Linked DNA regions of Homo sapiens: all the other regions are linked to region 1. A link is a loop called in an ENCODE intact Hi-C map of the cell type or tissue named here. Cell type or tissue: GM12878. All regions are shown on one strand. Links, peaks and the distances in the headings refer to the core of each region. The heading gives the core; the rest is flanking DNA.

Evidence for each region. Hi-C counts contacts between places; a loop is a spot of excess contacts. Peaks named below come from ENCODE experiments on the same cell type or tissue, not always from the same donor. Only the 100,000 strongest peaks of a DNase experiment are listed, where the experiment ranks them.
Region 2: it touches region 1 in a loop (29-fold over the local background); 2 of 110 quality-filtered maps call a loop at or near these places.
Region 3: a loop joins it to region 1, with 5 times the contacts of the local background. A loop is called at or near these places in 2 of 110 quality-filtered maps.

What each region holds. Positions count from the first base shown.
Region 1 is chr9:24,084,923-24,096,079 of GRCh38, reverse strand. The region is part of intron 1 of LOC124902327 (a long non-coding RNA gene); the gene reads right to left. Among named protein-coding and RNA genes, the nearest start is that of ELAVL2, 260 kb to the right of the region's middle. In GM12878, for the core only: a CTCF peak has its summit at 5,339; no DNase peak of the experiment used is centred there.
Region 2 is chr9:24,826,077-24,837,233 of GRCh38, reverse strand. No RefSeq gene overlaps it. Among named protein-coding and RNA genes, the nearest start is that of IZUMO3, 290 kb to the right of the region's middle. In GM12878, for the core only: a CTCF peak has its summit at 4,698 (motif pointing right); no DNase peak of the experiment used is centred there.
Region 3 is chr9:24,240,270-24,251,426 of GRCh38, reverse strand. No RefSeq gene overlaps it. Among named protein-coding and RNA genes, the nearest start is that of IZUMO3, 300 kb to the left of the region's middle. In GM12878, for the core only: a CTCF peak has its summit at 5,243 (motif pointing right); no DNase peak of the experiment used is centred there.

The sequences.
Region 1 (11,157 bases), core at 2,093-10,092:
ATAGACATAAAGGAATATCAGACATCTTAAATACAACTGCTCTCTTGTTGCCATTTGTGAGATGTTTGCTCTTTGATGTAAAGTTAATTTATTTCTCTACATTTGCAACATTTGTTAAAGCATTTACATCTTGAAGAAAATGAATAAATATGTCAAATGCAAGGATGCATATTTTAAATATACTATTTACTTTCATAAGACAATATACTTTCAAAATATTTCCTCTTACTTTAAACATTTTTACTTTTAAATGGATTCATTTTAGATTAAATCATTCTTAACTGGGCACTTCAAAAAGCAAAGTGAAATTACATATTTATACATTTTAATGGATTTTACTCCTTTTGATTCCAAGTAAATTGTCTTTTTAGAAAATTAAAATGAATGAAAATAATAGCTTAAGGTAACAAAATCTTGTTCTGCACAGTTAAACTGATTTTAATTTCTGCTAAACTAGAACTAGAAACTAGAACTCATTTCCTTAATATTTGTTTCTCAAATACCTTCAACCTTTCCCTTTTTGTCTCCACCTTCCTCTCAGCATTTTGACTGGTCCAAATTCCTCCTGTATATACAAACTAACAAACTAAAATAGAAACATGTCAAATTCTGGCTATTTCCCCAGTTCTCTCTGCCCTTTTACAGGCAACCTTCTCTCTCCCTGTGCTTCCTTCCTTCAACCTTCTGCAATCTGGCTTCAGCTCCTTCTGCTCCACTGAATCTCTTCCTGTCGAAGTCACCAATAACTGCTTGTTATTAAATCTGAAGGTGTGTTTCATTATTATGTTCTTACTTTGGCAGTAACAAACCGTTCTATTTTTCTAGAAGTGGAATTTTTAATTGCTATAATATCATTCTTACTTGCTTTTCCTCCTGTATCTCTGGTCACCCTTCAGTCACATAATGGGCTTCTTTTTCTTTTTTTTCTTCTTTTTTTTTCCATTTAGTTTTCTGAATGACCTAGAATTTTATTCTTTATTTTTTAATTTTTTTTTTATTATACTTTAAGTTTTAGGGTACATGTGCACATTGTGCAGGTTAGTTACATATGTATACATGTGCCATGCTGGTGCGCTGCACCCACTAACTCGTCATCTAGCATTAAGTATATCTCCCAATGCTATCCCTCCCCCCTCCCCCCACCCCACCACAGTCTAAAGTTCATATGGAACCAAAAAAGAGCTCGCATCGCCAAGGCAATCCTAAGCCAAAAGAACAAAGCTGGAGGCATCTCACTACCTGACTTCAAACTATACTACAAAGCTACAGTAACCAAAACAGCATGGTACTGGTACAAAAACAGAGATATAGCTCAATGGAACAGAACAGAGCCCTCAGAAATAACACCGCATATCTACAACTATCTGATCTTTGACAAACCTGAGAAAAACAAGCAATGGGGAAAGGATTCCCTATTTAATAAATGGTGCTGGGAAAACTGGCTAGCCATATGTAGAAAGCTCAAACTGGATCCCTTCCTTACACCTTATACAAAAATCAATTCAAGATGGATTAAAGACTTACATGTTAGACCTAAAACCATAAAAACCCTAGAAGAAAACCTAGGCATCACCATTCAGGACATAGGCATAGGCAAAGACTTCATGTCTAAAACACCAAAAGCAATGGCAACAAAAGCCAAAATTGACAAATGGGATCTAATAAAACTAAAGAGCTTCTGCACAGCAAAAGAAACTACCATCAGAGTGAACAGGCAACCTACAAAATGGGAGAAAATTTTCGCAACCTACTCATCTGACAAAGGCCTAATATCCAGAATCTACAATGAACTCAAACAAATTTACAAGAAAAAAACAAACAACCCCATCAAAAAGTGGGCGAAGGACGTGAACAGACACTTCTCAAAAGAAGACATTTATGCAGCCGAAAAACACATGAAAAAATGCTCATCATCACTGGCCATCAGAGAAATGCAAATCAAAACCACAATGAGATACCATCTCAAACCAGTTAGAATGGCGATCATTACAAAGTCAGGAAACAACAGGTGCTGGAGAGGATGTGGAGAAATAGGAACACTTTTACACTGTTGGCGGGACTGTAAACTAGTTCAACCATTGTGGAAGTCAGTGTGGCGATTCCTCAGGGATCTAGAACTAGAAATACCATTTGACCCAGCCATCCCATTACTGGGTATATACCCAAAGGACTATAAATCTTGCTGCTATAAAGACACATGCATACGTATGTTTATTGCGGCATTATTCACAATAGCAAAGACTTGGAACCAACCCAAATGTCCAACAATGATAGACTGGATTAAGAAAATGTGGCACATATACACCATGGAATACTATGCAGCCATAAAAAATGATGAGTTCATGTCCTTTGTAGGGACATGGATGAAATTGGAAATCATCATTCTCAGTAAACTATCGCAAGAGCAAAAAACCAAACACCGCATATTCTCACTCATAGGTGGGAATTGAACAATGAGATCACATGGACACAGGAAGGGGAATATCACACAATGGGCTTCTTTTTCTACACTCACTCTTTAGATGTCGTGCTCTTCCAAGCATTAGATTATTCTCATTCCCATATCCTTTTTGACTGATGGTTAGATAACAGCCTTAGTGAATCACTGAATTCACATTCAATTCCCCTCCCACACTCACTGGGCTGGCCTTTTGCTTGAACCAATAGAATGAAGGGAAATGACACTATACAAATTCTGAGCTGGGCTTTAAGACATCTGCTTTCACCTTTTTGCCACCCAGAGATGCCATGTAAGAAAGTTTGGGGTATCCTTCTTGAAGATACAGGCCTATGTATAGAGACAGACCCTGGAAGATGAGAGACCATGGGGAAGAGAAAGATCTGACCGGCTCCCATCCATTCCAACAATCCTATCTCAGGTGACAGACATGTGGATAAGGCCACATTGCATCCTCCGGCTCCAGTTGTGCCATCAACTGACTGCAAATGCATGAACGACCTCAGCCAATACCATGTGGAACAGGGACAAGCTACCCCACTGAGCCCAACTCAGGTTTCAGAATTATGAATAAATATTTATTAGTGTTGTTTTAAACCACTAAGTTTTGAGATGGCTTGTGATGTGGCAATGGTTAACTGATACACTCTCGTTAGGCAATCACAATCACTCCCATAGTTTCAATTTTCATCATTGCTTGATGACCTTTAAATCCAGACCTCCACTTTAGCCTCTTCCTGAGAGGCAAGTCCATATACATAATTGCCAAGTAAATTTTCATGCTGGGATGTCAATAGGACTTCCAAACCCTGGCACCTGAGTTGGGAGACTGGAAATCTAGAACTACTTTTAGGGTGCTTATTATATGTGGCCTTTCCATGTGGCTTGGTACATGCATTCTGGTATTGTGGTCTTAGGACACCCAAATTTCTTATATGGCAGTTCATGGCACCGAACGTGAATGTTCTGGAAAACAAGGTGGAGGCTGCATTGCTTTTCCTTATTCAGCCTCATCAGTCATGCCACATCACTTTGGTTGCATTCTATTGGTTACAAGCAAGTTACAAGCCCACCCAGAGTCAAGTGTTGTGGGGAGAGCCTCACCGCTTGATGAGAGGAATGTCAAGGTCACATAAGCAAAGATCACGTAGAATGAAGATATTCTTATGGCCATCATTAGAATATGGAATCTGCCACACTAACACACTCATACATGGCAAACAGCATTGTAAATTGTTACAGCCATTCTGGAAAACAGCACAACTTCTTTCATTTTAACTCAGTAATCTCACTCCAGGAACTTCATAATGAGGGAAAAATCAAGAAAAGCAAAAAGATCATAATTAAATGCTGATAATCCATTAGCAAAAATAAATAAATAAATAGAAATAAAAAATTGAAGCAACTATCCAAACAACTACGACAAGCGAATGACTAAGAGGTACTTTCACACAAGAGAAAATAGTCACAAAGGCAACATAAAATATGGGAATTAAGTGATATAGCAATGAATAAAATTAAAAATGCAATACAAAATAGATTAGAATGATTGGCAGAAACCATTCTAAAAGATAACTGACTGTGCACTGGTGCTATTTTCTTTGATGAGTTTGGATGGTGACCTCAGGTCTCAAGTTGCCCACATGTTTCTACCCTTCCATACAAGACTGATACCAAAGGTGTGGCTTCCTAGTGTTCTGGGAAGATTTTCTTTTGTTTGTTTGAGTAATGCGGCTGCACAAAGAGAGAGCACTAGGGTAGCAGAAAATAGAGACATCTTCAACTATTTAGCCCGCATGTAGTAAGACCTGTGTGTCTATCCTTAGCAAAATCACTTCAAATAATATATTAACCTGAGTGAGATTGAGGCCTAAGTGAATATAAACCTGGGGAATTTGCATCCAGGAGTCTATCTAGAAAAAAAGGGCTTCCTGTTGTGCATGTGCCCTTAAAATGGGATTTCTTTCCTACTTATTGCCACTTTTCCAAGTTTGGAGAACAGTGCATAGCTGGCCCAGGAGTATTCTCTCTCTAGACAGAATCCGGCCAGATTCAAGAATCAAGTCATCTTCAGCTGGAGGTAATTCCAGGCCAGTTTTATTTCATCCTGATCGAGTTGTTACCTCACCCCTGAGTGCTGCTTAGTAGGCAGTATGTTATATACTGTTTAATTATATAATAATCTGCATTCTGTAACTTGTATGTATTCGTGGTTTTGTGTGTCATGGATGTATGTGTCCTGCTACTCTAGTAGATGCAATGCTCCATGTGGATTTATATCATGCCTTACAAATTTCTCATACCCCCGTCCATACCACACACTTTTGTGTTAAGGATATAGCAGGTATATAATAATTCCTCTATCATTAAAATACTTAGTGGGTTTAAAAAAAAATTTTTTTGTACAGACAGGGTCTTGCTACATTGTCCAGACTGGTCTCAAATTCCTGAGCTCAAGCAATTCTCCCACCTCAGCCTCCCAAAGTGCTGGGATTACAGGCGTGAGCCACCACACCCGGCCGTATTATTAGAATACTTAGTTTTATGTCAAGATCAGCTCTATTCAGAATGTATCACTCTATTAAAATACTTGATTATTTATATCAGGTCCTACATGATTCCCCAATCATACAAAGGTAAAATATAATCAGGAATAGGCAAGTCAAAACAAAACAAAACAAAACAAAAAACAGCCACGTCACAGCAGAAAGATTCCAGAACAACTTAACAAATGCACAAAAGCCCTCAAAAACGCTAGGAAGAAACTCACATTTTCTGACAAGAAAACAAATTCATGAAAACATTAGCCAATATTAATGTGCAGACTGACAGACTGATATTTAGGCATCAAGCGGTAGTCACAATGACTGGCATATACTGCCACCCTTCGACTTCATTAAATATGACTGTACATGGATAGGTATACTCCTTAAAGGGTCACATTCTGTAAGAGATGCAGTTTGGGTACCCGCATCTGTTCTAAGCTTTAGAATTTGACCTCAATTTTCAGCTAAGACTTGTGCATCCACCTTGGCTACTTTCGTCAGAATTCTCTTGTAAAATATTAGTAAATGAGTTTTTCCTGTACTATTCCTTTCCACAGCGACTCTCTCCCATTCTTGTCATGAAGGAACCCAAGAATAAAGATAGCAAATTCTAGACTTTCATACCTGCCAGATGCCAAATAAAAAATTCAGGGATAAATACATATAGACCAGGCTGTGGAAGCAGTTGTTTTCTGTTTACCTAGTCTAGATAAAAATCCCACAAAAATCCCAAGTTTGAGAGGATATGGATATGAGAGGTGTGATAGGTAAAGAAGGGGAAGGTTTAGCAAAAAGAGCAGCAGGAAAACATACTGCTATGGGACTCGTGTAGAGACTGCCCTGTGCCCACACCCATAAGAGAGCTCTAAGTCATAAGAGTATAGGACCCCCAGAAGGGTTTCAGGATCGAAGAACAGAAAGTACTGAAGCCTTGTCTCTGTCTTGTTGTCCTGGAAGCTGGCAAGCACTACAGGCAGTATCCAAGCTACCCTGGCCCCTGAGTAAAGCAGAGTTTTTAAGTGCTCTAGCAGATGGGCAGTTTGACAGGACACTGGAAATGGCCATTTTCCCAAGTGATCCAGAATGGAGTGGATGCCTGGAACTCTAGGCTAAGAGGACACTCTAGAAGTGGCTTGAGTTTGGATGCTGTATTAGTTTCCTAGGGCTGCTATAACAAGGTACTACAATCTTCATGGCTTAATACAACAGAAATTTATTATTTCACTGTTCTGGAGGCTGTGGGACTTGTGTAGAGCCTGCCCTGTGCCCACACCCATAAGAGAGCTCTAAGTCCAAAATCCAGATGTCAGCAGGGCCAGGTTCTTTCAAAGGCTCTGGGAGATAATCTGTTCCATGCTTTTCTCTTGGCTTCTGATGTCACCAGCAATCCTTGGCACTCCTGGGCTTACAGATGCATAACTCTAACCTCTGCTTCTCTCAGAGCATGGCCTTCTCCTCTCGTACGTTCATATATTGTCTTCTTATAAGAAGATACTGTTCTTATTGTCTAGAGGCCCATCACGCTCCAGTATGACCTCATCTTAACTAATTACATCTGCAAAGACCCTGTTTCCAAATAAGGTCACATTCTGAGATATGGGGGGGTACTTTCATATTTATCGTCAATATATAATTGATAAACTTCAATACATATTTTTGAGGAAGACAATTCAATTCAAAACAGATGCCCCATAAGATTCCATGAGAAGTATGGTCATGTCCAAAGACCAGAAAGGATTGTATCATCTTGTGGATACTCACTTGTAAGAAAAATGGCCCTGAGCCAGATCACCTTCCCAACTCCCATGGTCCAAAGCTCCTAGAAAATTATTGGAAAAAGGAAAGAATAACTAAGAGAATTAAATGAGCTTAAAACAGACGCCTGAGTTTATCTTAAGTTGACTAAGATATTTTATTTTTAATTTTTGCAATCAGGCAAACTCAGGGTTCCAAAATTGAAACTAAACAGAGGTATTGAGAAAAATATAAGTTGTGCTTCTGGAACATCCAAAGTTTTTAAAATAAATATCATAAGAGTTATAAATCTATCTGTTCTGTAGCAATCCTCGGGGAAAAGGAAGGCCCAGATGCCAGTTTTCTTTAACGGAGAACTTTATAAAGACCACAAAGGGATTAATTCAGAGTAGCTAAAGGAATGAAAACTACATACAATTTACTTAAACTACAAATAACAAAGAAGGTAGTAGTGACATTATTTTTGCAGTCTCCCTGCGTTAAAGAATTTATGACCTCCAATGCATCGTGCAACTAAGGTTTTCCTCTCTGCTCCTTTGCTTTCACTGTTCAGTTTCTGCCTCATCGGCTTTCCCAACGTCCCCCACAGTTCACTTTCAACAACAATCTACGGTGTCAAGAATTCACTTCGAAATGGTAAGTTTTGTATTTTTTCTTAAGAGAAGTATCATTCTTATCAGACTTTAGACATAAATATTTGTCTTCCAATATGCTCTGAAATATGCCTGCCATGGCTCCTCTGCACCCAGTGATGGTATATCTCTTTGTTCTCAGTACACACGCCAAATCTTCCCTTCCAGCTGATCGGAACATAGCGCAGGGGTTAGGACATGAGTTTACATCCCGACAGCCTCAGGTTGAACACCAGCTCTGCCACTTACTAGCGGTATGATCTTGGGCATATTATTTAACCTTTCTCTGCCTTAGTTTCCTTACCTATAAAATTGTATCTACCTCATAAGGCTGTTGTGAGGATTAATTAAACGTATTCATTCTTATAAAGTACTGAGAGTCAGAGTCAGGTTAAAGAGTAAGCACTCATTGTTTATTATTTCTAATAAAGAGTTCTTTCACACCAATTAGAAAAAGACAGTCTAAACTGAGTCAAAGATAAGAGCTGGCAGTTTACAAAAGAGGAAATGCAAATGATCAATAAAAAATGAAAATATACCATGATCAGTAAACATAAAATTGCAAATTAAAACAACACAATGTTTTTTTGCCTATTACGTGACCATGTAAAAGTCTGAGAACATTCAGTGCTAATGAAAACCTACAGAAAAAGGCAGTCTCATTTATTATTGATGAATGTACATTTTTATAATATTTTGGAAAATAAAGCTAGCAATATAAAATTTATAGTACGCACACTCCCTCACTGAGTATCTTCATTTTTAGGATTCCATCAGGGGGAAAGAAAAAAGAAAAATCAGCAATGTCTGATACTGTCAACAGTCTTACCCAAAAAGATATCTAAAAGATTTATAATAAAAATATCTGTAAATAACTGGACTATCCACTGCTATAGTCTGCATATTTGTGTTCCCTCAAAATTTATATGTTGAATCCTAATCCTCAGTGCAATAGTAGCAAGAGATGAGGCCTTTAGAGAATGAAAGGGATTTGTGCCCTTACAAAAGAGGCCCAAAGGAGTTTGTCTGCCCTTTCTGCCATGTGAGGATACAGCAAGAAGACACTGTCTATGAGGAACAAGCCCTCACCAGACATCAAATCTGGTGATACCTTAATCTTGGAACTCCCAGACCCATAACTGTGAGAAATAAATTTCTGTTATTTATAAGATACCCAGTTTATGACATTTTGTTACTGCAGCTGGAATAGACTTAGATATCCATATATAGGGAAATGGTTTCCTAAACCATGATATATTAATTCTATGAAACAATAAGCAGCTATTTAAAAATGTGGATCATTATGCATCGACTTCAAAATAGGTCCGCAACAGACCATTAGGGAAGAATAGCAGCTCCATGTTAGGTCCTCATGTTTGTTTGTTTTTTAATCTTCAATGGGTATATATGTATATATGTGCGCATGTGTGTGTGGCATTTGTTTCTATCAGCAAAGGAAATCATAGTTTACAGTAGTTACATTAGAAAATGGGATTAGAAAGAGAAAGTGAGAGACTATCAATTTCGCTTTTGACTATATATTGTTTGGATTGGTAGACGATGCAGGTATTATCATTACATTTCAATGGAAAAATTGTGAAGAATGGAGAACAAAAAACATTTTCAATAAAAGTCAAAAATCAGCTACTGCATACTTTCCTCAGGGCACAACAAAGTATTCAAAGTTATATATGAAAATGTTTCCAAAGGACATGTTTAATAATAGAAAATAATTCTTTTGTAACTTTTATTTTAGGTTCAGAAGTACATGTGAAGGTTTGTTACATCAGTAAACTCATGTCACGGGGATTTGTTGTACAGATTATTTTATCACCCAGGAATTAAGCCCATATCCAATAGTTACCTTTTGTGCTCCTCTCCCTCCTCCCACCCTCCACCCTCAAGTAGACCCCAGTGTCTGTTGTTTCTTTCTTTGTGTTCGTACGTTCTTATCATTTAGCTCCCACTTGCAAGTGAGAACATGTGGTCTTTGGTTTTCCTTTCCTCAGTTATTATCCATGCTCCAGCTCCATCCATGTTCCTGCAAAAGACATGATCTCATTCTTTTCATGGCTGCATAGTATTCCATGGTGTACATGTATCACATTTGCTTTATCCAATCTGTCATTGTTGGGCATTTATGTTGATGCTATGTCTTTGCTATTGTGACTACTGCCGTAATGAGCATTCACGTACGTATGTCTTTACAGTAAAATGATCTATATTGCTCTGGGTATATGTCCAGTAATGGGATTGCTGGATAGAATGGTAGTTCTGCTTCTAACTCTTTGAAGAATCGCCATACTGCTTTCTGCAGTTGTTGAACTAAATTACACTCACACCAACAGTGTGTAAGTGTTCCATTTCCTCTGCAATATCGCCAGCATTTGTTATTTTTTGACTTTTTAATAATGGCCATTCTGACTAGGTGTGAGATGCTTTCTCACTGTGGTTTTTATTTACAGTTCTCTAATGATCAGTGATATTGAGCTTTCTTTCATATGCTTGTTGACTGCATATATGTCTTCTTTTGAAGTATCTGTTCATGCCCTTTGCCCACTTTTTAATGGAGTTGTTGTTTTCTTGTTAATTTGTTTAAGTTCATTATAGATGCTGGATATTAGATCTTTGTCGGATGCATGGTTTGCAAATACTTGGATACAGAATCAATGTACAAAAAGTACTAGCATTCCCATGCACCAACAACAGCCAAGCCAAAAGCCAAACTAGAAAAGCAATCTCATTCACATTTGCCAAAAAAAAAGAATAAAATACCTAGGAATACAGCTAACCAGGGAGGTGAAAGATCTCTACAATGAGAATTGCAAAACACTTTTCAAAGAAATCAGAGAAGACACAAACAATTCAAAAAACATCCCATGCCCATGGATAGGAAGAATTCATATCATTGAGAGGGTCATACTGCCCAAAGCAATTTACAGATTCAATGCTATTCCTATCAAACTACCAATGACATTCTTCACAGAACTAGAAAAAAACTATTTTAAAATTCCTATTGAATCAATAAAGAACCTGAATAGCCAAGGCAATACTAAGCAAAGAGTACAAAGCTGTAGGCATCATGTTACCCAACTTCAAACTATACTATAGGGCTACAGTAAACAAAACAGCATGGTACTGGCACAAAAACAGAAAAATGGACCACCCAATGGAACAGAATACAGAGCTCATAAATAAGGCTGCACACCTATGACCACCTAATCTTTGACAAAGCTAACAAGAGCAAGCAATGGGGAAAACTCCCTGTATAATAAATGGTGCTGGGATAACTGGCTAGCCATATGCAGAAAACTGAAGCTAGGTCCCTTCCTTACCCCATAAACAAAAATCAACTCAAGATGGTTTAAAAACTTATATGTAAAACACAAATCTATAAAAATCCTGGAAGACAACCTAGACAAGATGATTCTGGACATAGGAAAGGGCAAAGATTTCATGATGAAGATATCAAATGCAATCACAAAAAAAGCAAAAATTGTTAAGTGGGATCTAATTAAACTTTAGAGCCTCTACACAGCAAAATAAACTATCAACAGAGTAAACAGACAACTTACAGAAAATAATTCTTATATACAAACTATCAAGTTGTTTAAAAAGTTTAGTGACGAGTTCAATCAAGCAGTGAAAATTAAATCCCTTTACACTCACCCTGTCTATCAGCAAAGGGCTACACATGACCATGATACAATGAAAACGTGGAAAATACACTGTTATAAGTTGGAAATATAGTTAGGTTTTCTCTTCC
Region 2 (11,157 bases), core at 1,615-9,614, 740 kb before region 1:
ACAAGGATATAGATGAAAATACAACTTACGATGAAATTAGATGTTTACTAAACTCTTCCCCCTAAACAGTGTACCATTGCTTAAAGGGTGTATGGCCTTCTCCTGAACATACCTTGTAATAGATCTCAAATAAAAAAATTATAAGAAACAACCAATTTATCTGCTTTGGTTCTTTACCTTTTACCTGATGAAGATACCTCCAAATACTCAATTTCCAAGATAAGTTTTGGTTAACACATAATGAGAATTCCAAAACCATAAGTTCAAAAGCATTACTTACATAGCTATTATCTGAGATGATTTCTCAATAATAAGAGAGAAATTGTCAAGGTAAATTCTATGCCATAACACCATGCACCATGATGAACTCCATATAAAATCAAACATTTGTTAGATATGCTTAAAAATACTCTTAAAATATAAGAAATATTAGCTATGTGGAGAAATAATAAATATTTTAGCTTTGAAATAACAGAATAAACCACAAAACACATACCTTACAAATTTAAACGTGGAAACTTTTCAACTTTTGTTTTATGAAATTAAAATTGAATGATGCTAAGTATTATAATGAATGCAATAGTTCAAACATTTATCCCAAAAATGCAGATTCCAATAGAAGTATAGCCAAGATTATGAAGGAATTTATATGAAAAGAAATAAAAGAGAGTAAATTGTATGACAATATTCTTTCTTGTATTTTATCAAAGAATCGTTAATAAAACCACCCTGAAATAAACAGCACAAAAAGTTTTAACAAAATATAAATGGTCATAATGAATAAAAATGGTTCTTACGAAATGGTCATCTTTTTTCAGAGCTAGTGACATTATAATTTTGTACAGACCTTTGGAAATTATTATGAAAACTTATAGAAAATGTCTTATAATCATACATTCTTATTCTAAGTCATTCTGATTGTACGCTTTTACCTCAAGAAAATAATTCAATAGAATTTCAAACTGTATGCATAAAAATATGGTTTCATTATTATAAGCAATAGTAAAAAAAGTCTAATCTTTGAAGACACATTGTAGCCTGATGTATCAAATTAGTAACATTACCTGTAGCCATTAAAATAGTAATTATGACCACTATTCATAATTATTAAGGGTGAAATTTTAATAGCAAAAAGAAATATATAACATGGTATCTATACTATGATTGTGATTATATTAAAAATATTATACATGTGTAAGAGGATATACAAAAATAAAAATAGTGATAGAATTACGGCTGATGTTTTAAAGTTGTTACCCTTTAAGAATTTGTCTTTAATACAATGTCTTTACATAAGAAAAAACCTAATGGGCCACTTTTTATTATTCTATATTACTGCAAGCTTACAAAGTGCATAATAATGAATAGGAAGGAAATCATTAGAATAGAGAACATCATTGACCTCCTGCTTATAGAAGAAACTGACCTTCAAGATAAAGAGGAATACAAAGAAAACTATCAGGTATTAACCAAGTAACTTTGCTCACATCTGCTAGAGAAATGAAATAGGAAATAGGCACAGTCCTCACTGACCTTCCAGGCGCCTATGACATAGTATAACTTTGAGACCTCAAATAAAAAATGCAGCCTATTGTACCTGACAGGAAACTTTGCACTTTCATTATGCGTATAGTAACTAATAGATCTTTTGAAATCATTACCTGTCAAGAGGGAAAAAAAAAAAAAGACAGAGGAAAATCCTTGAAGAATAGAGTTTGTCAAGGGTCAAAGTAAATGGTAATATACTTTAATAAGCAGTAAGCTCTACATTATCTCTGGGTGGCCTACACACTCAGTGGACTGTGGTACCACATATTAAATTGCAGAATAACTTCTTAGTGGCCCAGAATACCCTTCCAGGATGTCTCTGTATTCATCAGTTTATATGTAGCTTAAATAATGTGAAGTTAATGTTATTAGCACGTAACACATAACAGGGAAGGTACATTTTTGAGCTATCCAAACCTTAAAATGTATTGCATGTTTATTGTTGTTGTTGTTTTATGTTATCTACCTAACTGTTCCCCCATATTAGTAACATTGAAAAAACTTAGTGTTTTTCAGTTTTACAGCATTTAATATCTAAATAATGCATGCATGTCAATAATATATGTAGACATGATAATATATAAATTTTATTTGTTGACAATGGGGGGAAATCCCTTATTTTTCAGGTAAATTGCTCTTTTCCACTGCATGCCAGTGAAACAAAAGAAACCACCTTTCCACAAATAATCTTGGATCTAAGAACATGAAAGAGAGGCATTCCATACACTACCCAAATATCCCATGCATCACAACCTACTGCCAGAGTGACTGACACAGAAACAAATGAGTGGGAGTTAAATTATTCAGTTGCTAGTTTGTGCTCTATTGTAAAATAGCTTGTCATCCTCTCTGAGTCTTTGGTTCTCAATTTTCTCATTTTACAATAAGTAGCTAATTCTCAATGCATACATGAGATGTTCTCTACGGTTTCTGCCAGCTGTAGGTCCCTATTTCTATTGGGAATATAGAGTAATTTTTCTCCTTCTTTTCAACGAGGCATTTAAAAAAGAAGCAAAATCAAGGCCTTGGTATCTATTCCAATGTGCTTAAACAGTTTGGCAGATTGCTGAAGTCATATATTTACCAAAGTCTCAATGTTATTTACTACAGGAAAACAGTGTCCTTCTTCCCCTCACTATACCTCCCAAAGTCTAACGTGCAAAGTGCCCTTGCTGTTAGCTTGCAATAGGCTTAAGGAAAAAAAGTATGGAATTCACTACTACAAATATTCTTTAGCCTTAAAGAAGGTTAAAGTGACTTCCAGGATTTCACTGGGATTGTGTAGTTTTGCAAAACACTTCAAATTTCAGAGCATAGGGTGTGGCTATAGCAAGTTAGTTGTTTTCCTTTTGCTGAACTTTGTATAACTAAAGGTACTAATTTTGCTAGATGAATTCAGCTGTATTTCTCAAGATCCTGAGCAAAACATACTAGCCTCAGAAACAAAGAATCCTAATGTTCATTAGAATTCAAAATAATTTTACAGGAAAAAGGAGTTTCTGAGATACTTTAAAGATCTAAGCTTCATATATAACATTTTTATTTTCAGGTTTCAAAGATAAACTTTAAAAACACAGGTTTTACTTAAGAAGGGAAAACATTATAGTCTACTGAATTCAGGTGACAATTTTAGGTGGTGATACAAATGTCCTGTAATTCACCTTGGCATGATATGCACCAACTCAAATGCATATCAATACTCTAAGTATTCCTACAATTGTGTGTCTGTATCTTTAACTTTATTTTATCATAAAAATGAATAAATATGCAACTGCCAATTCTAAGTTTAAGTACTCTTAGACCTACATTTTAGATAAGGGTACCTGTCCAATACAGTATGAAGCTGATAGTTGTTTGACATTCAGTTACAAAGATATTCAATGGGATTTGGTAACTATTTTCTTATCTTTGTGTTTCTTTCTATCACAGATGTTCTAGCTTTCTACAGTCTCTTCCAGGGAGACTCTGAAACATTGCCATTTTCACTTATTAGTTTACTTATTATTTCAATATTAATGTAATTCATTTAACTTTATTAAATCAATATAATCAAACTAATATTTACTCTCAAACTAACTTAATAGCTAAGTAGCGCTTAAAGGATATAGAAAGAATTCTACTCATTAGGAATATATAGGCTGACAGATTCCCTCTGTAATCTTTGTGTAAATGAAACATGGAATGGCAAGATAAATAAAAAACATATTTTCATCGTTCTGCATTATGCAATTTTGGAAACACTACAGAAATTGCCTATAATTATTTGGAACTGCCATCTTACCAATATCCCTTACATTCAAATGTCTCCAGTTGTTTTCCAAAGATACTACACTTTGTTCTAGATTGTATGTTAGAGTACCACTGTCTATCATTAGGCAGTGACTCATATGTAATGTTATGTTCCGAGCTGACTCCCTATCTATTCATCTCAGCAAATTCCAAATAATAGCAAATAATTTAATCAGGAAAATCAACATTAATTGCCAACACAATACACTAAAAACTGGAACATTCCTGGAAATGGATTTATCTTAATGGTTATCTAAAACTAGAAAAAATATGTTATCTGCAAATTATAGAAAGATGTAGATGATAGATAGATGATTGATAGATAGATGTGTGTAGGTATAGATGTGTGTAAGGTTTTGCAAAAAAGAATATTATTGCCTTTTTTAAAATTTACACATGGAAAAAATTAACTCATTTGTGATGATGATGAAGCACTAACTTGTTTAAAGGTTAATTTTATGTGTCACAAAATGTTACGTGGTGTGGGTAGCTTTCTCACTGATTTCACATAGTTCAAATAAAACATTTTATGGGAATACTTTTCTAAGAAAAAAATCCAGTGTTAATTTGCACCTGAGAACTACTTACAATTGGTCTTTATTCCTAAAACAAATAAGCAGACAATTCTCTCAAAGTAGTACCTTTCAAAATCATAAATATCTAAAATATTCAATACAATCTTTATAAAATATTATTTAGATGATAGATGTGTTGCTGAATATTAATGTTGTGACATTCAGCTTCTGTTGGCTTTACCTTGGGAATATTTTATTTTGTTTTAGTAAGCACAGCTTCTTCTTATGGTCTACCATTCAAACGTCAGGGTGCATCCCCAGTTGCAGAAACATGTGGAAAGCACAAAGCCACGATCAGCCACCAGGTGGAGTTTTGAATATTGACAAAACTTTTTTATTTTACTGGCCACCAGCTGACAAACTCCATCTTCATTCATATATTATTAGAGCAGAGCAGAAAATATAAGACAGTCCTGAAAACTAAGGCAGTGGACTATCTACCAGGAAATTATAAATTCTAAGGAGGTGATAGTTTATTCAATGGGTGTTCATTTTTTTCCCCTTAATTAACCATATCTTAGACTTGTCGCAGTTGCTGTGTTTCTTGTTATTTGACACAAGGTTGAGAACAGTTAAACTCGGGTTGGGTAAACTAGGGTTTTTCCATCTTAAAAGAGTTGATTATTAATCTTCTGAGGAAATTGCTAAAATGACTTTGGCGCAGTTATTTATTACTATAACCTTTTATTCACTCATACGTAAAACTATGATTTAAAATATTTTACTTGCACAAGTGTTGTAAGGACTTGAAATCATATATAAAAAGTACCACAGTGCTTAAGCACATAGTGGGTTTACAATTTAATAGGAAGCTACTCATATTATTGCCATATTAATAAATTGTAGATCATTCCTTAACACGAAAAACTAAGAGAGAAATTGAAACACTTTTTGTAAAATGCAACATAGTAAGGAATTTAAGCTTCGTGGGTTAAGAGGCAAAAATAAAAATAAATAAATAAATAAATAAAATTATATAGGTACTTGTATAACCACTGCAAATATAATCTTTTTAAAAAGTAAAAATCATTCTTAGCTCATTGACTATAAGTAAAGAAATAAGTAAGGCAGAACAAATCAGGGTCACAGACTATGAGTAATTCACCCCTGAGTTAGAAGATTAAAGGTAAGGAATGAAGTGAAACAACTAGCGCATTCCCTACTATTTTGGTAGAAGAGTAGTTAGACTTAACTAAAATGAGAAATGATCTGAGAATTAACCTTTACTGTTATTATTCCTGTGAACATAATTTTGTTTTATGGAGCTAACATCAATTGTCTAAACCTTCTGTCATTCAACAAACCCAAAGAGATAAAGTGTGCAGGCATCCATGGTAAAACTTCATAACAAGGACATGAATGAAAACATTTTATAGAGAAAAACATGCCAAGAAAATTTTCTTCACCATTCAAAATCAAACTATGGCCTGGTAAATGGCAAAATCCCTAAGACTAAAATATTCACTTCTAGATATACAAAAGCTAATATTGACTTGGTTATTTGTTTATTCAAGTGCCATCTAATGTCAATGTTCTACATGCCATACACTGTTCTAGGACCAGTGGATATACAAACAAAACAAATATTCTCACCATTTTGAAAAAGACATTTGGGGCCAGGCACGGTGGCTCACGCCTGTAATCTCAACACTTTGGGAGGCCGAGACGGGCGGATCATCTGAAGTCGGGAGTTCGAGACTAGTCTGACCAACATGGAGAAACCCCGTCTGTACTAAAAATACAAAAATTAGCTGGGAGTGGTGGTGCCTGCCTGTAATCCCAGGCACTTGGGAGGCTGAGGCAGGAGAATCGCTTGAACCCGGGAGGCGGAGGTTGTGGTGAGCCGAGATTGCGCCACTGCACTCCAGCCTGGACAACAAGAGTGAAACTCTGCCAAAAAAAAAAAAAAAAAAAGAAAAGAAAAGAAAGAAAAATACATTTGGATAGAGGAATACAGAGAATAAATAATAAATATGGTACTTTAGAGGGTAATGAGCATTATGAAGTATTATGTTTTATGTACTATGAAAAATACGCATGTTTGTGGTATATAGGATAGGTCACTTGCAATTTTACATAGGTTAGTTAAGGAAGATCTCACTGATAAGGAAAGAAGCTGCAAGGAGTAAAGAAGCTAGCCCTGCAATTTTCTCGGGAAAGAATATTTTAGGAAGAGGTAAAAGAAAAGGCCCTGAGCCTAAAAGATGCCTGACATCAAGGAGAAAGTATAGTGAAAACTGTGACTGAAGCAGACTAAGAGATATCGAGGAAAGGGAGAATGCTGTATAAGGTGATGCTTTGGTAGGCATTGTAAAGAAAGGAAACACTTTTATCCCTGTCAGGGAATTGGGAAACTATTGGAGAGGTTATAACAGTAGATCAACGTAATCTAATTTTCATTTTAACAAAATTCCTTAATAATGATTTGTTTCTGTGATTATTTTTCATATTTAATTGACAATGATTGTAAGTAAAACATCACCATGGTGGGAGATTTTCTTCAGCCTATTATCATTTATTTATATCAATTTATTTTGTTTTATGGTCTTTTTTTCTTTCAAAACAAGAGTTCTCAAGAGCCAAATTAAACATTTATTCATTTATTACAAAGATCAGCAAAGAAATATTTAATATATATTAGGTGTCAGATTCTGTATGAGACACCTACAATATAAAGATGGTCCACATGTACTGCAAAAGCTTGTAGTCTATTGAGGAAGTATAATACAATATTGGAGAATATAGTAATAAAACAGTAGCAATGCAGAGTAATCCAATACATTTTCAATCTACAGTACCTGTTGTATTTTATCACTAATTCTACTACTAAGAATGCTAATCATAAACATAATAAACTCTCAACCAAAGAGAAAATGGGTGGTTTCTTGGAACAGTCATTGCTACCAACTATACATGTAATGCAATAGATTTCATCTTTCTATTTCTGTAAAATTAGAAAGCTATCTTCTACCTGCACTTTGCACATGGCTTTAGGTATTTGTAACTGTTACTGTTGGTTCCATTTCACAAGTGTCTACCTTCCTACAGGTTTGACAGTCTTTATCCTGAAACTATAAGTAATTCAAGGTCTTTATGTAATTTAATTATTTTTCTATGTTTACTTTTTTTTTCAACTTGTATTTTAGATTCAGGGTTTACATGTTCAGGATTGTTACCTGGATATATTCCGTGATGCTGAGGTTTTGGGGATGTATGATCCCATCCTCCAGGTACTAAGTATTAGTTAACAATTGTTAACATAGTTAATATAGTTAACAGATAACATAGTTTTATATATATATATATATATATATATATATATATATATATATAATTATATATAATATAGATAGTTAACAACTGTTATTCAACCCTTGAGCCTGCTCCCATTCTCCCTGCATTAATAGTCCTCAGTTTCTATTGAAGCTATATTTATGATCCTGAGTGCCCAATGTTTAGCTCCCACTTATAAATGAGAACATGTAGTATTTGGTTTTCTGTTTCTGCATTAATTCAGTTAGGATAACAACCTCCAGCTGCCTCCAAAGTGCTGCAAATGACACTATATCATTCTTTTTATGTCTACATACTATTCCATGGTGTGTATGTACCATGTTTTCTTTATCTAGTAAACTGTTGATAAGCAACTAGGTTGACTCCATGTCTTTGCTATTGTGAATAATGGGGATGCTGTGATGAACACGTGACTACAAGTGTCTCTCTGGTAGAACAATGTGTTTTCTTTTGGATATATACCCAGTAATGGGATTGCTGGGTTAAAAGGTAGTTCTGTTTTAAGTTATTTGTTAAATCTCCAATCTGCCTTCCACAGTGGCTGAACTAATTTACATTCCCACCAACAGTATATAAACATTCCTTCTTCTCTGCAGCCTTTCCAGCATCTGCTGTTTTTTGACTTTTTGATAATAGCCATTCTCACTGGTGTGAGATGGTATCTCAATGTGTTTTTAATTTGCATTTATCTGATGATTAGTGATGTGGAACATTTTTTCATGTTTCTTGGCCACATGTACGTGTTATTTTAAGAAATGTCTATTCATGTATTCTGTCCACTTTTAAATAGGACTATTTGGTTTTTGCTTCTTCAACTGTTTAAGTTCCTCCCGGAGTTTGGATATTAGATCTTTGTTGGATGTGTAGCTTGTGAATATTTTCCACCATTCTGTAAGTTGTCTGTTTATTCTGTTGATAGTTTCTTTTGCTGTGAAGAAGGTCTTTAATTGAATTACATTTCACTTGTCAATTTTCTTTTGGTTGCAATTGCTTTTGAGGGCTTAGTCATGAATTATTTCCCAAAGTGTCCTGAATTGTGTTTCCTAGGTTGTCTTATCATTTGAGGTCTTACATTTAAATCTTTAATCCAGTCAGGTGAGGTGTGTCACGCCTGTAATCTCAGCACTTTGAGCCAGTGAGGCGGGCGGATCATCTGAGGTCGGGAGTTCGAGACCAGCCTAACCAATATGGTGAAACCCCGTCTCTACTAAAAATACAAAAATTAGCCGGGCTGTGATGGTGCACATCTGTAATACCAGATAGTCAGGAGGCTGAGGTGGGAGAATCACTGGAAACTGGGAGGTGGAGGTTGCAGTAAGCTGAGATCGCGCCACTGCACTCCAGCCTGGGCGACAGAAGACTGTGCCGAAAGAAAAGAAAAGAAGAAAGAGCAGAGTGGAGCAGAGCGGAGTGGAGGGGAGGGGAAGGGAAAGGAGAGAAACCTTTAATTCTAAGCAAATCTTAGTCCTAATCGATCTTGAGTTAATTTTGTATATCAGGAAAGGTAGGAGTTCAGTTTCATTCTGCCTACAGGAAGCCCCGATCCCAGCATCTACTGAAGAGGAAGTCTTTTCCCCTTTGCTTGTTTTAGTTGGCTTTGTCGAAGATCAGATGGCTGTAGATCAGTGGCTTTATTTCTGGGTTTGCTATTCTGTTCTATTGGTCTATGTGTCTGTTTTTATCCCCCTGCCATGTTTTGCTTACTGTGGCCTTATATGATAGTTTGAAGTCAAATAATGTGATGCCTCCAGCTTTATTCTTTTTGCTTAAGATTGCTTTGGCTCTTTGGGCTCTTTTTTGGTTCCACATGAATTTTAGAATAGTTTTGTTTTTTTTTTCTAGTTCTGTGAAAAACGACATTGGTCATTTGATACCAATAGTATTGAATCTGTAGACTACTTTGGGCAGTGTAACCAGTTTAAAGACATTGATTCTTCCTATTCATGTGCATGGAATGTTTTTCCATTTGTTTGTGTTATTTATTATTTATTTCAGCAATGTTTTGCATGTCTCCTCGTAGAGATCTTCCACCTCCTTTTTTCCAGACAACAAAATCTTTATCTGTTGTGATAAAAACTTTAGGGTAATATATATGAAAGCATGAAGTAAAAAATTGAAGAGCAAACTATCTAAGAATATAAATATAGTCTCTCTTTATATGAATATTCAATACATTATTTGACACATTGGTTTGAGTGAAGCTCTACAAGTACAATTTTAAGCATCTTGACTTGGGCTGACGTCCAGTAAATTATACATTCCCAGCAATTATAAGAGCTCTCTCACTAAAAATACATGTTCATGATGTACTTAGATGTATTCCTAGGTATTTTATATTTTGTGTTCCTATTGTAAATGGATTGCATTTTGATTTGGCTCTTAGTTTTAATGTTATCAGTGTAGAAATGCTACTGCTGTTTGCACAATGATTTTGTATCCTGAAACTTTAATGAAGCTTATCAGTTCCAAGAGCCTTTTGGTGGAGTCTTCAAAGTTTTCCAGATATAGAATCAGATCATCTACAAGCAGATAGTTTGTCTCTTCCTTTTCTATTTGGATGCCTTTTTAGTTTTTCTGTTACCTGATTGCTCTGGCTAGCACTGCCAGTACTGTGTTGAGTAAGAGTGGTGAGAATAAGCATCCTTGTCGTGTTCCAGTTCTCAAGGAGAATGCTTCTGGTTTTTCCCCATTCAGTATGATGTTGGCTGTGGATGTGTCATAGATGGCTCTCATTACATTGAGGTATATTCCTTAACTGTCTAGTTTCTTGAAGGTTTTTATCATGAAAGGATGTTGCATTTTAACAAAAGCTTATTCTGCATCTATTGAGATGACCACATGGTTTTTGTTTTTAATTCTGTTTATGTTGTTAATCACATTTATTAATTTGTGTGTTGAACCAACCTTGCATCCTACACATGAAGCCTACTTGATCATTGTGAATTAATTTTTTGATGTGCTGTTGGATTCAGTTTGCTAGTATTTTGTTGAAGATATTTTTGTGTATGTTCATCAAGGAGATTTGGTTATAGTTTTCTTTTTTTCATTGTCTCTCTCCCAGACTTGGTATCAAGGTGATGATAGCTTAGTAGAATCTACTGGGGAGGAGTTCCCCTACTCGATTTTTTTGGAATAGTTTCAGTAGAACTGTTACTAGGTCTTCTTTGAATGTCTCAGAGAATTTGGCTTTAAATCCATCTGGTCTGGGGCTTTTTTACTTGGCAGTTTTTTATTACTGACAATTTTGTAACTTCATATTTTTCTGTTCAGCATTTCCTTTTCTTCCTGATTTAATCTTGGGATATTATGTGTTTCCAGGAATTCATCCATTTCCTCTAGATTTTCTAGTGTGTGTGGATAGTGCTGTTCGTAATAGCCTCTGAAGATCTTTGGTATTTCTGTGGAATAAGTTGTAATGTCACCTTTGTCATTACTGATTGTACTTATTAGG
Region 3 (11,157 bases), core at 1,368-9,367, 160 kb before region 1:
GGACATAGCAAGTATAAATGTATGTGCATCTAATATCAAAACCCTAAAATACATAAAGAAAATATTAAATCACATGAAGGGATAAATTTGACTTGATTATGATGCACAATACTTTTAATGTGCCACTGAATTCCATTTGCTAGTATTTCCTTCAGAATTTTTTCATCCATGTTTATCATGCAAGGATGGTTTAATATATGTAAATCAATAAATGTGAAACACCACATTAACACAATGAAAGATAAAAACATATGACCATCTCAACAGAGGATGAAAAAGAATTTGACATAATACAACATCCTTTCAAAGTAAAAACTCCCAATAAGTTAACAGTAGAAAGAATGTACCTTAACATCATTAGTACTCTGTATGTCAGGTACATAACTAAAAACTGTACTCAGTGGTGAAGGATTGAATTTTTTTTCTCTAAAATCAGAAATAAGACAAAGAGGTCAACTCTCACCACTTGTATTCAACACAGTACTAGAAATCCTAGCCAGAGAAATTGGTCAACAACAACAACAAAATGGGCATCCAAATTGGAAAATAATATTTAAAAATAGGAAAAGAACCTCGATAGACTTTTTCTAAACAAGACATACAAATGGCAAAGGTATATAAAAAGCTGCTCAACATCATTAACCATCAGGGAAATGCAAATTAAAACCACAATGAGATATCACCTCACACCTGTTAGATTGGCTATTATTAAAAAGACAAAAGATAACATGTGAGGTAATAGATATGTTAATTAGCTTGATTGAGGTAATCACTTCACAATGTTTACATATATCAAAACATGATGTTGTGCACCTTAAACAAATACAATATTTAGCTGTCAATACCTCAGTAAAGCTGGGAAAATATAAATAAAATAAAACAAAAATGTATTTTTTATAAAAAAATACACATAATTTCAATTCCTTGTTATTTTCCTAGTACTCTATAGCAGAATGCTAAGCAAAACTACAATACTAGTTTTGAATATACCTCAAAAATCATCTTGCCATATTTTGTTTGTCAAAGTAATTAGTGGGACTGGTAGAAGGTAACTGCCCATTGAATTAACACACTTATATGATTAGGCTTTGTTTCCCCACCCAAATCTCCTCTGAATTCTAATTCCCATAATTCTCCTGGGTCAAGGGAGAGACCAGGCGGAGATAATTGAATCATAGGGATGGTTTCCCAAATGCTGTTCTTGTGATAGTGATTGAATTCTCACAAGATCTGATAGTTTTATAAGGGGCTCTTCCCTTTTGCTCAGCACTTCTCCTTCCTGCCACCTCGTGAAGTAGGTACCTTGCTTCCCCTTCACCTTTCACCATGAGTATAAGTTTCCTGAGGCCTCCCAAGCCATGCTGAACTGAGTCAATTAAACCTCTTTCCGTTACAGATTACCCTGTCTGGGGCAGTTTTGTATAGCAGTATGAAAACACATTAATAAACACACCACCTCACCGAGATCACATTAAGGGGAGACTAGTTCTTCCCAAAATATGTTTCCATATTTTTGGTTAATGCTTTACTACCAAGGCCAAACAAAAGCTAATGGTAAGCAATAGTGTCTGGAGAAGTCACTTGGCAGTTGACTTATTAAAATTAAAAGAGATAGACTAGATTGGAAACCTATACATTACAGGTGGAATTTTTTCAAAATCCAGTTTTACACTTGGACAACTCAGCTGCTTTTGCCCACCAAATTTACAAAATAATCTGTTTGTTTCATTACTGTGTATATTACACACACACACACACACACACACATAAATAAAACCAGTCATTCATGTAGATTGTCTCTCTAACTGCTCCAGTAAGCAATTTCTGAGAAAATATCATTCTCTCCTCTTTTCTCACACTTTGAAAGCCTCATAAATTGTATTTTTCTCAAGCTATTCTATATATGGCTGCCAAAGTAATCCTTAAAGTGAAATTCTAATCTTTGTGTCAGTCCACTCTTTTCCCTCTTTCATATCACACAATTGAATGCACATTCACAAATACATACAAACATACATACATACAAGTGCCACATGGACTTCTGGCTTCTCATTGCCCACAATTTCAATCCAAATTCTTCACATAGTATTCAAAGTCCTCCACGTTTTAGTTCAAGATTCAGTTCCCAACAGATTCTGTCTGCTACAGCTGGGGCCTCCTCAAAGACAGTCAATTCTCTCCTCTGTAACTTTACTTGAACATTGTCCCCTCTGCTCAGAATGTCCTTCCTTGTACTCTCCATGCTTAAAAATTCTGCCCTTTCTTTTCAGTTTCTGCCATCTCTGCTGTGCTACTCAGTCTTTTGACCTCTGAATTTCCTCACAAATAACAGAAAATATAATACTTGCTTCCAGGGTTGTTTTAAAAAGTAAAATAAATTAAATGAGATTCATGTTTACTGGTTATCAAAACTTACCTAGAAGAGTCTCGTAACGCAAAAGAGAGTGAATCAAGTCTAAGGGCATATGCATCCACTGGGGACCCAGGATAGCTGGAAATTGCATATGATCTACACTCAGGAGTGGACAGACCAACACCAAGCTTCTGCCAATTGTTGCAGAATTTCTGGCCCAATAGTATTGTGTATTATTTCAAGAGTAGCTGCATTTATGAACCATATCCAGCCCTCTGTCTTTCAGTTTATAAATACTGATACATCTGGCAGTACATCAGACAGGAAATACTCTCGGCTAACGTCAATCTAAACATTTTAATGTACTGAGGCTTCATTTTCTACCTTAAAGGTTGTTGATTTTTAGCCCATGGAGTACAATCAGGAATTCCATTTTCTCTCATGCTTAAGGATTTTATATCCCATTTTTTCAGTTCATAGTTCTCTGTACCTCTCAGATAAACATCCATATTGTGGGTTTAAAACCCCTTTGGTCTTTGTAATAGTTTCCTAGGGATGTCATGGCAAAGTACCACAAATTGAATACCTTGAAACAAAAGAAATTTATTCTCTCATATTATAGAGGCTAGAAGTCTGGAATCAAACTGTCAGCAGGGTTGATTCCTCTCAGAGGTTCTAAGGGAAAATCCGTTCCATGCCTCTCTCCTAGCTTCTGATAGTCACCAGCAATCCTGGGTGGTCCTTGGCTTGTAGATGCATCACTAAAATCTTTCTCCATCTTCACTTGGTGTTCTCCTCTGGGTGTCTTTGTGTCTTTGTGTATTTATATGGACTTCTTATAAAAACATCAGTTATTGGATTCAGGGCCCACCCTAATCCACTATGACCTTATCTTTATTACATGTGCAAACATCCCATTTGCAAGTAAGGTCAGATTCATGTGTTCCGGGGGCTAGGACCTCAAAATACTTATTTTGGGGTTGTGGGGTGGTGCACAAGCCAACCCACAACAGTCCTATCTCTGCTCGAGTATCTATAAGAGGACTGAAGAGAATAGTTAGTCCTCCTGGGCCCCATTGTTTGGCAGTTTCTCCCAGATAAAACACACAAGACCACCATGGTTGGATATGAGTTTCTTGGCTGAATGCTCAGAATTGTAGTCCATCCTGAGAGGAAGCTTAGTATTTAACATAACCCCCTGAATCACACAAGTGAGGGCGCTTTTACACTTAGATCTTGAAAAGAAAGGTGTCCTCTATAGGCACTCTGTTTCCTTTTCTCTTTAATTTTTTTTTTTTTTTTTTTGAGACAGAGTCTTGCTCTGTCACCCAGGATGGAGTGCAGTAGCACAATCTCAGCTCACTGCTGCCTCAGCCTCCCGAGTAGCTGGGACTACAGGTGTGTGCCACCACACTTGGCTAACTGTTCTATTTTTAATAGAGACAGAGTTTCATCATATTTGCCACGCTGGTCTCAAACTCCTGACCTCAAGTGAACCACTCACCTCAGCCTCCCAAAGTGCTGGGATTACATGTATGAGCCACAATGCCCAGCCCTTTTCATTTTCTTCTCTACACGCAGCCTTACCTTCTGAGTCTCTTAGTCCAACATCCTATCCCTCTTTAAGGGTAAACTCCAATGAGGCTCACAATTCAACCCCTTATGAGCTGTGTCTGGCTATAGAGATGGAAGAGATGAAATGCGGTGGTGCCAGTGGGCAAGAAGGTGAACACTCCAACTCCCAATTTTCCACCAGCAAGAAGATAGAGTAGGTCTCTTGTTGGTAATCTGAGAAGTAAGCCCATCTCTCTAAAACAGATGTGAAATTCTCTTCAAGGAACAAAATCTGATTCTCATATCAAGAAAAGGGTAAATTTCTGCTGAGCAGGATCTCATTTCATTTTGCAAAAAAATCAAAGCCCTTAAAGTGAACTCCAAGACCAAATATGAACTCTCCTCCTGGTATCCTCAACTTCCTCTCCTTTCAGTCAGCCCCTCCCTAACTCTACCACAGCCACATAGGCCTCTTTTACTTAAATAATCTAGGCACATTCCAACCTTGGGGCCTTTGCACTTGCTGTCTCTTCTTTGTGGACACTCTACCTCAAAATGTCCAGAGGGTCTGTTTCTTTATCACCTTGAAGTTTTTGTTACATGGAATCTAATATCCACTCAAAATATCAACATTCCTATACCTCTACTATCTGTAATTATCCCCTTTATGCGCTTTTTTTCCCTTAGCACTTAAGTCTATGTGGCATATTATACATTTTATTTGTCATTTTCTGTCTCCCCTCACTGGGAAACTTCATAATGATAGGAGTTTTCATACATTTTTTTTACTGTTGAATCTTCAGTAGAACAGAGCCTCACCATAATAGGTGCTCAGTCTATAATTGTTGAATAGATAAATGGATGTATTGTGCAAAAAAAGTTGACTTTTTTCTAAACCTGGCTTACATTAAAAAGAGCTAACTCAAGAGCTATCAATGACTCTTTTTTCTTTAGGAGGGAAGAGACCAAATTCTATAGCAGAATTAATTCCAAATTTTCTCCTGAAAAAATAGTTAATGTGAATGTGCATGTACATATGTCAGTGGGGGACAGAAGCAGAGAGAGGGGAGGTGCAGTTCATCATCCCATTGTCATCTCAATACTTTTTTCATTTAAATTATTCATGTACCATTCAATTATATACTTTCTTTATATATAATAGTATTACCTTATATCACCCTTTAAATTTCAGTATGTTATAATCTGTTATTAAATATGATGCTACATATAAATGTATAGCACAGGTTCCAGGCATTAATAATTTCTCAATAAATGTTAGTTATAAGTATGTACCCAGGGAGCATGTGTCTGCTATTTCTGTAAATAGTCACCAGATGGCGATCTGACTCACTTTGAGTGCCTTCACGATTCATGAATTTCTTCCCAAGAAGATCTAGAAAATTAAGAAATCCTTACCACCATCTTTTTCTAGGCAAGTTCTCTGTTACCAAACTTTAAACTTCAAAAATAACATAAGTAATCCTTTACATATGCTAGAAACAAAATCCATGACCATCACAACTGCCTCAAATGGGCACATAAAATCCTACATTGTTCAACACCAATCAATTCACTCTGAGTCTTAAAGTTATCTAACTTGGTGAACTTATCTATCCCTACCTTTTCAAGTCAAATATCTGGAAATCATACCTGATCTCATACTTGACACCTCTCTCTCTCTCTCTTTCTGGTGATAAATCTTATCATCAAATTCTATTACATTTATTTTTTAAATATTTATCAAACCCATTCACTTCTTTTCCCACTCTGTTGCTCTTGCCATAGCAAACTAGCATCAACTTTCCCATGGACTAAATCTGATCACAAATCTGATCATATTAGGCCCCTGATGAAAACCTTTCTCTTGAATGTCATTATTCTTATAATACGAACAATAATTTTTAACCAGGCAATCAAGACTCTCCATACTAACTTTCTGCTCTTTCCCAGCTCTCAGTATTTAGGCACACTGGAATACTGCACCACGCTGCCCTCTTGCATTCTAGGGCTTCTGACGTGCTGTTTCCTCTCCCTGAAATGTCTTCTCTCAACCACGTGTATCACTTCCACTTACGTAATGTGCTTTCTAAACAATAAATGTAGAAAAAAAGTAAATTTTACTACTTCCCAATCTTTGCCTGTTTTAGATTCTATTATTATTTATTATCATAGAACTACATTCCATTTTTTTATTTATATCAGTTTATAGTTTTAGTTTTATGAGTGTTTTATTACCGTTTTCCCCTCTAGTAACCTATAAATTCCTTGAGAACATAGATTATGTCTACTTTTACTGTCATTTAATTCCCAGGCCCTGCTTGGTGCCTGGAACACACAAGGCATTTAATACATATTGTTGAGTGAATGAATACAGGTGACCTTCCCATTGACTGTCATTAATATGACTCAGCTCCAAAAATTCCCAGTCTCTCTGTCTCTTTCCCAAATTTCCACATCTTGGAAGATTAAATCTGATTAATCTCTGCTTGGATCATATCCAAACCATGGATCCACAAGCTATGGCCAGAAATTTAAAGTTCAACTTAGAAATGTAGTCATCAAGATCTCGCAAGTTTTTTTCCCAGAAAAGGGGAAACTACTTTGAGCCAGCAGCTCACCAAAAAAGTACTACAAATACCTACTGCACTAGATTTTTATGATGAGTAAATTAGATGTCATATGTATCATATAGTGTTTTATACAATGTGGAGCATATGTTTAGTATTTTGTAGATACCTGCTTTTTTATCACAGTTACCCACATTTTCAAGTATTTTACATACACACACAGTGATTGTATGCCTACCTGAAAATGTTTCAACATGGACCTTTTTTTCACTGCCCTATTCTAAGGCTATAAATTCTTTAAGTTGGAAAATGATGTACAGCATGTAACCTTACTGCTTAATTATCTGGCATAGATTATAGAATGACATCCATTTATTAAAAATTATATATTAAAAAACAAGAATTCACAAAGCACTGGCTTAATAAATAGTGAATCGACCCAAGGAGCTCATAACAAGGGTGACAGAAGATATTCAAACAATCATGATGCCATGAAAAGCCTTAGAGCTATATACCAAATACCACAGAGGTACAAAGTGGGAAGATGCTATAAGGTATATGCAAGCAGATTTTTGCATGGACATTAACATGTATATATGAAATATTCTCCAGCCTAAACAGCTACTGATCTTGTGTTTTATTCATTCACAGGATAAATATGGAAGTGCTCTTCTTTTCATTTGAAGAGCCTTACAGACGTCTTTCAAATTTGCATTGCTGGCTGTCATTAGGCACAAAAAACCCAAACTCCAATGAACATCTCTCTTTCCCCTAAAAAGTCTATTTTCCTACACTTTAATGGTGAAAAGAGCTTCACAGGCAGTTTAAATCCAGTGTTTCAAGCGTCTACTGTCTCTTGGATTCCTTGATTCCTGGGACTCCATAATTAAAATTAAGTCTTTTCTTCCAAGCGACTAATATTCTGATTTCCTCAGTTTAGAAGAATCAAACTAACAAAACAGTTCAAATATTTAAAACTCAACAACTTAAAAGCAATTGTTAAAATCACAGGGTAGAGGGAGAATATGAATCTTAGAATGATACGGTTCCAAATCAGTTGATTGGACATAAAATATTTTATGCAATTACAGGATTCCTAGGGTTAGACATTTTTATACATTCTCTTTTCTTCCACCAATTATGAGTTGGATCAAAACCTTAGAAAAGCTATAGCTAGTTCCTCTGAGAGAGTATCTCCAATTCCCAAGCAAGAGAATTTCTTCTATCTTTTAGTAAGTTGAAGCTCCCTCGTGTACTCTGTTATTTTAGGTTATGCGAGAATCAATTGTAAATGTTAAATGGTTACTTCTGAGGCTAATATTGTGTATACCATTATCAAGCCAAGTCCTATTTGTTTTTTATTATCCGTACCCTTCCATGTTTATCCTCATCTTTTATTTATTTTTTCGTTAAACCATTGCTTAATTAGCTTTTTTTTCAAGCAATCAGTTTGTTTTAGAATAAACTTCTTTTGCTTTCTTTGTTAATCCATCACCCAAGTGTAGGAAAGATAAAGTGTATTCTACTTCAAAATGTTGTTGACAATAGAAATACACTAAACTGAGAAAAAAAAATAAACCTCTCATCCAGTAGACTATATTAAAACAAATATGAAGAGCACATAGTAAAAATCAAGCCTATAAGTGAACATACTATCCTCACATAATCAAAAGCACACACTCTTGCTCTGTTCTCTGACTGAGTGCACACATGTTGAGACCAAACACTCATAAATTTGCATTCACTTCTGTTACACCATTGATCTGGCCTTCCGAAAATGCTTGCATCAGAGACAAAGCAACTCGACCATATTCAGAATCGGCAAGAAGAAATAAATGAACCACAATTATGCATTCCTGGGAGAAAAAAAAAGATCTGATATGATTAAAACAATGAAGTGGACAAAGAAGTGTACATAGAAAGACCCAGAATAGCACACAAGACAAAGTCTAACACTGAATGCACAAGTGACACCAATAACAGGAGCAAAGGAGATGTTCTGACAACTACATCTGCTACTAAAATAGATACCGTGACAAATAAAAATAGCAAGAACAAACCCTGTAATGGGATTAAGACAGAGCATAAGAAACTAATGACTGAGGATAAAGACAAACGTGTTGACAATGGCAGGTAGTGTGACAAATGAAATGCTTAGATAAGCAAAATCCCAGAAACCAGACAGCTGAAAGACCTAAGACCAAGACTGAGACACATCTGTCAGCAATACAGATCGCATCACACTGTGCCAGAAGACAATGCTAAATTATAAATGTTAATGATAGATGGATTCAGCAAAGCCACAAGCAGAACAAAAGAAATGAAATGGAAAAGTACCCCTGCTGCAGTGTTTGATGTAGGTTTTCATTTTAAGGAAGATGTAACAGTCATGCTCTCTTATGAAGGGGATCTTTGATTTCAGATAGAACGGCAGCATGCTATTAAACGCCACCAACTCCTTTCTATCATCATCCTTTAGTCATTAGGAAATGTTCACTTCCATATGGAATCTCAAATTCAGCGGTAAAAGAGTCTTCAGAAAGTAAGATAAAAGAAGAAAGAATTGAGGAAGAAAGAAAGAGAGCAGAGAGAAAAAAAAGAAAAGAGAAATAAAAGGTGAAAGTAAAGCAGGAAAAAAAGGGAGTTCATTTTTTTGTAATCAACTATTGAAATATGTACTGAGCAACTACTGTGTGACAGATACCATACAAGGTGTTAGAGATAATGTGGTGGAAAAAATACTCATGGTTTCTAGCCTTGTGCCTCTTATAATTTGGCAGCAGGAAAAGACATTAATTAAATAACCACATAAAGAAAAGCAACACTGAAATGTTGATAAGTTTCATGAAGAAAGGGTGCATGATACCATGAGTGCACCTAACAGAGATTATAGGAAGGCCATGGAAGCCTTCTCTAAGGAACTGGTAATGAAGCTGAGATGCAAAGGAGCAAAGGTTGGGAGTGTAGGTGAAGAGTTCTCCAGGCAGTGGGACTGGCACATACAAAGGCCCTGCGGTGACAAGAATAGTAAAAGAGAAGAACCAAAAGAAGCCACAGGAGAGTGTGGGGGCTGGAACAGAGAACTTGGGAGAGTACAGCATGCCTGATGAGGCTTGAGAATTAAGTAGAGGTCAGGCCATGCAAGCTTTTGCATCTTCATCCTAAGAGCAATAAAAGCCACTGAAATTGTAAAACAGAAGAGTATCATGATTTTTACTGAGCAGCCACTTATAGGTACAGGCTAGCCTCCTGTCTGAACTCATCTCTTCACTCACCTCACTTACTCCATCTGCCACATAAGCCTCCTGCTTTTCATCCAGCATTCCAGAATCATTCTCAACCCAGGGGTTTCGCACTTGCTGCTCCCCATGTCTGGAACCTTTTTTTCCAGTGCCCATATGTCTCACCCCTTACTTCACCTCAGGTGTCTGCTCGAATGTCTTCTTAAACAAACCTTTCCTAAAAGCCAAAATTTAAGGCCCATACTATTCCTTCTCCCATTTATCCTCCTAATCTGCTTCCTATAGTTTCACTATTTTTATCCCTAATAGGAACTATGTTCTAAATTTAATTGTTAACTTCATAAAACACACATGTGCATATACACATGCACACACACATGCGCAAATAGAATTTGACTCCAGGAAGGAAGGGATGCTACTGCTAACTATGCCTGGAACATACTGGTACTCAATAAGTATTGAGCAGGAATAAAAGATTTATAAAGAATGAATGCTGTCTTTCACGTAGATTAGAAGCACACAAAAGATCTCTATTCTGGCCTGGCAATTTCATTATCCACATCCTCCCCACGACTTCATTCAAAGAAGAGGCTCAAATTTAGAAGGAATTATCAGAACCACCTACTCATTTTTCCTAGTTGCATCCAAACACAATGCCCAAAGAGAAAAAGCAGGTGCATAAGATTATTCTACATTAGGCATGCCAAGGAGATGATATTTGCAACTTCACATGTAGGAATTGTAGGATTAAGGGGGTATTATTTGCATGGGAATAAAAGTGTTGCTGTCCTAATTGAAAAGTACTTAAATATATAAATAACAGAGAATACCTGCATCAGTAGCATCTAGGAGGGGCAAACAAATAACCCACAGGTATTTTCCGTATGTCATTGAAAACCAGCATGGGGGAGAGTTGCCCTAAAGAACCAAGTCAATTAAATACCATGAACATTTATTGTGTATTCATTTACTGAGACTTATTTGTGCATATTAATATACAAAGCACCATAATAGATGTTGGGGCAAAATTAAGCCATACTGGTAGGCACATTCTAAAACATTGGAGGAAGGAGAAAAGTGCTGAATCTGGTTTTGAAAACACAATTACAGAGAAAAAAGAAAAATAAAGTACAAGATATGTGTTAGAAGAGTAGATTGCCATGGGGGCTAGAGGGATAAAGAGAAAGAAAACTAATCTCCTCCCAAATTAAAATTAGAACCCACTGTTCCTACCAACTAAGAAATAATGAACATTCAATAAATATTTCTAAAGTTTTTCCTTTGGAAGGCAGATAAAACAAAACCAGAATCTTGTACACGGGAAGCTCTAAAAATTTATTTGTAAAGGAAGGAGGAAGACAGGAAAGTACTAGAAGAGTGAGAATAAATCATCAGCTTATGGTTGAAATTTGTCATCAGTAAAGAAAAATTTGTCCAATCT